Regions from separate parts of the Homo sapiens genome. Here region 2 is linked to region 1. Evidence: chromatin loops called from intact Hi-C (ENCODE). Cell type or tissue: Panc1. All regions are shown on one strand. Links, peaks and the distances in the headings refer to the core of each region. The heading gives the core; the rest is flanking DNA.

What was found. A loop is a pair of places that touch in the nucleus more often than their neighbours do. Peaks named below come from ENCODE experiments on the same cell type or tissue, not always from the same donor. Only the 100,000 strongest peaks of a DNase experiment are listed, where the experiment ranks them.
Region 2: it touches region 1 in a loop (2.0-fold over the local background); 10 of 110 quality-filtered maps call a loop at or near these places.

The regions. Positions count from the first base shown.
Region 1 is chr6:10,712,759-10,717,158 of GRCh38, forward strand. No RefSeq gene overlaps it. Among named protein-coding and RNA genes, the nearest start is that of TMEM14C, 8.1 kb to the right of the region's middle. In Panc1, for the core only: no CTCF peak of the experiment used is centred there; no DNase peak of the experiment used is centred there; H3K27ac peaks cover 494 bases.
Region 2 is chr6:10,792,774-10,797,173 of GRCh38, forward strand. It overlaps MAK (male germ cell associated kinase), which reads right to left. Exons shown (of 15, transcript NM_001242957.3): 9 at 3,225-3,536. Among named protein-coding and RNA genes, the nearest start is that of MAK, 44 kb to the right of the region's middle. In Panc1, for the core only: no CTCF peak of the experiment used is centred there; no DNase peak of the experiment used is centred there.

The sequences.
Region 1 (4,400 bases), core at 213-4,212:
AGTGCAATTTTGCGACCTCAGCTCACTGCAACTACTGCCTCCTGGATTCACGCAATTCTCCTGCCTCAGCCTCCCGAGTAGCTGGGATTACAGGCACACACCACCACGCCCGGCTAATTTTTTTATTTATAGAAGAGACAGGGTTTCGCCATGTTGGCCAGGCTGGTCTCAAACTCCTGACCTCAGGTGATCCGCCCGCCTTGGCCTCCCAAAGTGCTGGGATTACAGGCCTTAGCTACTGCGCCCAGCCAGATCTTTGATTTCTTTTATCAGTGTTGTGTAGTTTTCAGCATACAAATCTTGCACGTGTTAGATTTATTTGTAAGTATTTGGGGTGGGGGAATTACAAGTAATTTTTTTTTTTTTTTTTTTTTTTTTTGAGATGGAGTCTTGCACTGGTGCCTGGGCTGGAGTGCAGTGACGCCATCTCGGCTGACCGCAACCTCTGCCTCCTTGGGTTCAAGCGATTCTCCTGCCTCAGCCTCCCAAGTAGCTGGGATTACAGGTGCCTGCCACCATGCCCGGCAAATTTTTTTGTACTTTTAGTAGAGATGGGGTTTCACTATATTGGCTAGGCTGGTCTCAAACTCCTGACCTCGTGATCTGCCCACTTTGGCCTCCCAAAGTGTTGGGATTACAGGCATGAGCCACTGCACCTGGCCTACAAGTGATATTTTTAATTTTGGTGCCCATATTCATTGCTAATACATAGAAATACAGTTTATTTTTGTGTGATCTTACATCCTGCTATCTTGCTGAATTCATTTATTCTAGGAGTTGTTTTGTTGGGGGTTTCTATGTAGACAATTATGTTATCTGCAAATATAAATAGTGTTATTTCTATCTGTATTTTTCCCCATTTTCTTGCCTTATTAACTGACTAGAAGATGCAGCACTGTGTTGAATAACAATAGTGAGAACAGACATCTTTGCCTTGTTATGATCTTAGGGGAAAAATATTCAGTCTTTCACTGTTAAGTATAATGCCAGCTGTAGGGTTTTCGTAGATATTCTTTGTCAAGTTGAAGAAAGGTCAACTTGACATCCCCTGTTTCATTCCTGATATTGGTAATTTGTGTCCTCTCTGTTTTCTTTGTCAGTCTTCCTAGAGCTTTGTCAGTTTTATTATCTTTTCAAAGAACCAGTTCTGCCAGGCACGGTGGCTCATGCCTGTAATCCCAGCACTTTGGGAGGCCGAGGTGGGCAGATCACCTAAGGTCAGACGTTCAAGACCAACCTGGAAAACCTGGTGAAATCCTGTCTCTACTAAAAATATAAAAATTAGCCGGGCATTGTGGCAGGCGCCTGTAATCCCAGCTACTAGGGGGGCTGAGCCAGGAGAATCGCTCAAACCCGAGAGGCGGAGGTTGCGGTGAGCCGAGACTGTGCCACTGCACTCCAGCCTGGGCAACAGAGAGAAACTGTGTCTCAAAAACAAAACAAAACAAAGAATCAGTTCTTTGTTTCATTGACTCCTTCTGTTTTCAATTTCATTTTCTGCTCTCATCCTTATTTCCTTCTTTCCTTCTGCTTGCTTTGGGGTTTCTTTTGCTCTTCTTTTTCTATTTTCTTTTTGGTTTGTTTTAGGATTTTTTAGAGACATGGTCTTGCTATGTTGCTCAGGCTGGCCTTTAACTCCTGGGCTAAAGCCATCCTCCCACCTTGGCCTCCGGAGTTGCTGGGACTACAGGTGTGAGCCACCACACCTGGCTTTTTTACTAGGTTCTTGAGGCAGGAGCTTATATTATGTGAGTTTTTCCCTCATTTCAAATGTGTGCTCTTAAGGTTTTTAGCACTGCTTTTGCTACATGCCACTGTTTTTGTATGTAGTAGTGTATCTATCTATTTAAAAGAGACAGGGTTGTGTTATGGTTGCTGAGGCTGGTCTCAAACTTCTGGCCTCAAACAATCTTCTGGCCCCAGCCTCCCAAGTAGCAAACACAGTTTGGTTTTTTGTAATACTTTGAGACATAATTCATACAACATACTATTCACCCATCGAAAGCATACAATTCAATGTTTTTCAGTCTATTCACAGAGTGCAACTATCACAAAAATCAATATTAGGACATTTTAATCACTCCAAGAAGAAACCTTGGACCCCTTAGCTGTCATTCCCCATTTCTCCCTCCCAAACACCCCTAGGTGTATGCAACCACTGATCTGTCTTCCGTATGTGTAGGATTTGCCTAGTCTAGACATTTCATAGAAATGGAATCATTCCATTTGGGGTCTTTTGTGATTTCACTTCACATATTGTTCCAGGGTTCATCCATATTGGTTTTTTGTTGTTGTTGTTGTTTTAGATGGAGTTTCGCTCTTGTTGCCCAGGCTGGAGTGCAATGGTGCGGTCTCGGCTCACTGCAACCTCTACCTCCTGGGTTCAAGCGATTCTCCTGCCTCAGCCTCCCAAGTAGCTGGGATTACAGGCACCCGCCACCATGCCCAGCTAATTTTTGTAGTTTTAGTAGAGACGGGGTTTCGCCATGTTGGCCAGGCTGGTCTCAAACTCCTGACCTCAGGTAATCCGCCTGCCTCGGCCTCCCAAAGTGCTGGGATGACAGGTGTGAGCCACTGTGCCTGGCAAGGGTTTATTCATATTGTAACATATATCAGTATTTCATTTCTTTTTATTGCCAAATAATATTTCATTGCATGGATATAACACAGTTTGTTCATTCTATAGCTGATGCATATTTGTTTCTTCTTGGCTAGTAAGAATAATGTTGCTTTGAACATTCATTTACAAGTTTTTGCATGAACATATGTTTTCATTTTTCTTGGGTACATATATACCTAGAAGTAAAATTGCGGAATCAGATGGTTACTCTTATGTTCAACCTTTTGAGGGACTGCCATACTGTCCTAAAGCGATCACACCCTTTATATTTCCACCACCAGTGTGTGAGTGTTCCAATTTTGCCACACCTTTGCTGACACCTGGTTTTTTGTTTTTATTATAGCCATTCCAGTGGGTGGGGCTTAGTAGCTCATTGTGATTTTGATTTGCATTTCCTGATGGCTAATGATGGTGAGCCTCTTTTATCTTTTTTGAAAAAATGTTTATTACTCCTGACCTCAGGTGATCCACCCGCCTCAGCCTCCCAAAGTGCTAGGATTACAGGCGTGAGCCACCGCGCCCGGCCCTGGATTCACAATTCTAATCCATTGATTTATATGCCCATCCTTATAATAGTACAATACAGTCTTGATTACTATAGGTTTGTAGTAAGTTTTGAAATAAGGAAAGGTGAGTCTTGCAACTTTATTCTTTTTGAAGATTATTTTGGCTGTACTGTGTCCCTTGAATTTTTAATGAATTTTAATATCAGTTTATCAATTTCTGCAGAGTCCAGCTTGAATTTGACAGGAATTGCATTGAATCTGTAGATCAATTTGAGGAATATTATAACCTGAAAAATTTGAAATCCTCCAATCCACAAACAAAGGATATCCTTTTATTTATTTAGGTATTCTTTCATTTCTTTCCACAGTGTTTTTTAGTTTTCAGTTTATAAATTTTGTATTTATTTTATTAAATTTATTTCTGAGGGTTTTATTCCTTTTGATGCTATTGTAAATTGAATTGTTAATTTCACTTTTGGTTTATTCATTGCTACTAATGCTATATATTTTAATGTGTTGTATTTTCATTTTATTCAGGATAATGCACTTTTCTTGGCGGCAGGGGAGGGGGCAAGGTCACCCAGGCTGGAGTGCAATGGCGTGATCTTGGCTCACTGCAGCCTTGGCCTCCTAGAGACAGGCAATTCTCCCACCTCATCCTCCTGAATGGCTGGGACTAGAGGCACATACCAACACGCCTGGCTTTTTTGTGTCTTATAAAGACAGGGTTTTACCACGTTGGCCAGGCTGCTCTTAAACTCCCGGACTCAAGCGATCCTACCACCTTGGCCTCCCAAAGTTCTGGGATTACAGGCATGAGCCACCACACCTACCTAGCCTTAATTTAATTTCTAGATTTTTAATTTTTAGAGCCACCATGCCTAGCCTTAATTTAATTTCTGGATTTTTCTCTTTGACCGACAGATTATTTTAAAATGTTTAGTTTCCAAGTGTTTGGAGATTTTCTTATCTTTCTGTTACTGATTTCTAATTTGATTCCATTGTTGTTGGAGAACACATTCTGTATGATTTCAATTCTTTTAAATTAGTTGAGATTTGTTTTATGGCCCAGGATATGATCTCTCCTGATAGATGTTCTGTGGACACTTGAATATGTATCTTGCAGTTGTTGGGTGGAGCACTCTATAAATGTATATTAGATCCTGTTAGTTGATGATGTTATTGGGGTTTTTCTATATCCTTCCTGACTTCTGGTCTACTGCTTTTATCATCATTTAGAGGGATTGAAGCATCCAACTATAACTCTGGATTTG
Region 2 (4,400 bases), core at 311-4,310, 80 kb after region 1:
ACAGTGATAGTGATGGATGATAACAAAAAGCAGTATTTGCCAGCTTCTCTACACTATTACTTTCTCTGCCAGGCACAACAATCTCCAGAATAAAGAGAATAAAAAAAATGTTAAGCTCCAGATGAGTAGGGTTAATAAAAGGTTACCCTTAGCTGAGTTTGAGCCTCCCTTCTGTTGAATTGTATTTTAGGGTACTGATCCTGAACACTGCTGAACAATATCAGTGATATGCAAGAATCTGGTATGGCTGAGAAGACTGGAAAGGGGCAAATATAATACTTTTAATAAAGTAGAAGATTTATTTTTGCAAACTCCACATCAGTAAGTTTGGTAGAGGATGAGGGCAAAGATTCTAAAATCAATTATTAAAGGGGATGTTTGTGAGCACTAAGGAAAAACAGTGATAGCTCATATAGACCACACTTTTTCATAAAAGGCAAACAATGAATTCATTCAGTGTAGTGTATGTGGACTTCAGCCCAGTGGGTGAAGGCAGCAAAGGGGATCAGCACATAGTTGAAGAACTTGACCAACAGTACTGACAAATGGATCAACGTCAATCTAGAGAAAGGTTCTAGTAGCCTGCCCAAGATCTCACGGTCGTTCTATTCATCATGAAGATTCAGGAGCAAAACAGACAACTAAACAAATACACAGCTGGCAACAAGCTGGGCAGAATGGGTAAACTGAGAAGAAAAAATACAGATTCAAAAATAATTAGAAATTGAAGAGGTAAGAGATCTTGCAACTTTTTGAATCCTAGAGATGAAATACACAAGTCAGAGGTACAGAATATGCAATTTAGGAGAAGCATTTGTGAAAAAACAGGTATACTTAGAAATTTTAGTTAACACAGTACTTAATCCCAGCTCTGGAACTCACCTATATAAAAATGTGTGTGTGGCGGGGCTGGGGGCTAGGTTATTCTCTTTAACTTAGAGAATGCACACAGCGTCCCTCGCATATGCATGGCACTTGGAAGCTACTCAATAAATATTAACTTCCTTTCCTTCCCTCACAATATGAGTCAACAATTGATGCATCTTCCAAGGGGTCATGGGGAGGACTGTCATCGTTGGTGGCACGAGTGCACATATGGTTTAGAATGTCGGAGGTGATTCGCCCTGCTCTATATTCCCTGCCTGCTGTCTGCCTCTAGCTCTGGCAACCTCATTCTAAGTGGAAAGCAAGATGAGAGGGGACTTAAAGACACATTCATAATAGGAACTGAGAGTTATCAGTCATTGGTGAATGGTGTTATATGCAGAGCCCTTAAGGGAATTGGAGAAGTTTCTCTAGAGAAAAGGGCAGATAATATAAGGGCTATTTTCAAATATCTAAAAGGCTGCCTTTCTAGAAAAGTGATTAGCCTTCATTAAAAGCTAGAAAACCAGATTTTACCCAGTATTAAGGAAGAACTTTCTAATATTCAGAACTGTTCCAAAGATAAAAGTGGACTCCCCAGGACCCCAGAGGTGGTTTACAAGTCATGTGGGCAATTATTCATTCCTTCATTCACTGAACAAATATCTACTGAGAATCTACCATGTGGCAGGCACTGGTCGGGGTGCTGAGGCTGTACTGATAAACACACAAACATTCCTGACCTCACTGAGCTTGCTGCATTCCAGAGGAAGAGACAAATAAACAATAAACATAAGAAGTAATTAACAGTATGTTAGAATGTGATTAGTGCTATTGGGGGACGAGGAGGCCTTGCTTATCTAGGTTGGTGGGGCAGTTGGGGACTGGAAGGAAATAGATACAGTGCTGTATAAGACCGATTTCCATCCTAAAATGCCATAATGCAAACACATTTGGGAGTGTATACCCAGTGGGACAGCTAAAATACTACAGCAACTGAAGAGCTCCTGGAGCTGAACAAAAGATGGAAGAAAAAGTTTTATACTATGCCTGACACTTTAAAAACCTATTCTGGCCAGGTGCGGTGGCTCAGGCCTGTAATCCAAGCACTTTGGGAGGCCAAGGAGGGTGGATCACCTGAGGTCAGGAGTTCAAGACCAGCCGGACCAACATGGAGAAACCCCATCTCTACTAAAAATACAAAATTAGCTGGGCATGGTGGCACATGCCTGTAATCCGAGCTACTCAGGAGGCTGAGGCAGGAGGATTGCTTGAACCTGGGAGGTGGAGGTTGTGGTGAGCTGAGATCACACCATTGCACTCCAGCCTGGGCAACAAGAGCAAAACTCTGTCTCAAAATAATAATAATAATAATAATAAATAAAAACCCATTCTCTCCATGTTCCTTAGCATTTAAGAACACTGTAAAATGAAAGTACTGTTAAAAATTCTTAAGATTTAGGATCAGTACTCTGGAGTACCCGATTCTTTTAAATTCTTTCTTTGAATTCTTCTGCATTGAAAGAATTTTAGGCCGGGCTTGGTGGCTCACGCCTGTAATCCCAGCACTTTGGGAGGCCGAGATGGGTGGATCATCTGAGGTCAGGAGTTCGAGACCAGCCTGGCCAACATGGTCTCCACTAAAAATACAAAAATTAGCTGGGTGTGGTGGTGGGTGCCTATAATCCCAGCCACTCAGGAAGCTGAGGCAAGAGAACTGCTTGAACCTGGGAGGTGGAGGTTGCAGTGAGCCAAGATCGTGCCATTGCACTCCAGCCTGGGCAAATAGAGTGAAACTCCGTCTCAAGAAATAAAAAAGAAAAGCCCAGGTGCAGTGGCTCATGCCTGTAATCCCAGAACTTTGGGAGGCCAAGGCGGGTGTATCACTTGCAGTCAGGAACTCAAGACCAGCCTGGACAACATGGTGAAACCCCATCTCTACTAAAAATACAAAAAAATATCCAGGCGTGGTGGTGGGCGTCTGTAATCCCAGCTACTTGGGAGGCTGAGGCAGGAGAATCGCTTGAACCCAGGAGTCAGAGATTGCAGTGAGCTAAGGTCGTGCCACTGCACTCCAGCCTAGGCAACAAAAGCGAACCTCCGTCTCAAAAAAAGAAAAAGAAAAAAGACTGAAGACTGTAGCATGTAAACTTGGTTACTTTTATCCTGAAAGTTTTTCTTTTTATAAACCATATTAGAATTTTAAGTGATCTCATGTCAAGCTCCAACCAGAGGACTCAGGGTCTTTAACAAAGAAAAATCTTTTATATCTTTTCCAACATTATTAGAAATGCCTCGAAAAAAATCTTAATTGCACGAGTCAAACTATTTCATTGCAAGTGTCATGACTGGCTACTCACAGTTGGCATGTTTTTGACGATGCTCGGGAATAGCGTTTGTGGCGGTTTCTCCTGACTCTGTTGCTTTGGAGGTTGCTGGACGCTCAGGTTCTGTGGCGGCTGAATGGGCTGCAGTGGCTGCTGGCTAGTTTTTGGCTGGGGTTGTCCAACAACCTGATCGATTATATCCGGCAGAGGCTTAGGCTCTACCTCAACTAAAGATGGCTTTGATTCTAATGGTTGCAGCTGCTTATTTAAAGACTGTTTTGATTCCAGATGATTTGACGAAGGGCCTAATACCTGACCAACTTGAAAATATGGGTGTTTCAATGCCTATAAAAACACAGAGAAAACAACAAATGGAAAACAGTTCCACCTAAATGTATTGCACATAAACTATGGTTGGCCCTGTGCGAGGCATTTATCATTAGCCCACATGAGCTTCAAAGATTTAGAAAGCAGCCATCATTCCCTATACAGTGCCTCTTTTAAAAGATAACCAGAAAAAAATGATTTGAGAAATAAATTGCATTAAAAAATTAAAAGTGGCTGGGCATGGTGGCTCACGCCTATAATCCTAGCACTTTGGGAGGATGAGGTGGGAGGATCACTTGCGGTCAGGAGTTCAAGACCAGCCCGACCAACATGGTGAAACCCAGTCTCTACTAAAAATACAAAAATTAGCCAGGCGTGTTGGTGGATGCCTGTAACCCCAGTTATACGGGAGGGTGAGGCATGAGAATCGCTTGAACCTGGGAGGAGGAGATTGTAGTGAGCCAAGATTGTGCCACTGCACTTCAACCTAGGCAACACAGCGAGACTCCACCTCAAAAAAAAAAAAAAAAAAGTACTAGTAGGAAAAAATAGAAAGCTCACTTGTTATTATAACATCTAAGCAAAACAGCTGTTCTATTTATTTAAAGATTTGTTAGTGAAAATAAAATGTAATTTATAGACATTGGCTAAATTAATGTGATTACTTCAAGCTAAAATACTACACACCAATAATGGTTTAGAGTACACTCAAAGACATTAAAAAGTGAATTAAGAAAATCTTCCATATAGATTATTTGAAATGATTAACCAGAGCTGTATGTAAAATTCCGGGTTACTCTCAGCCTGAGTACAACAATATACCTACTAGTAATAAAAAAAAAATCTAAAGAGGGGACAACAAACACATACTGTTGAAGTTTA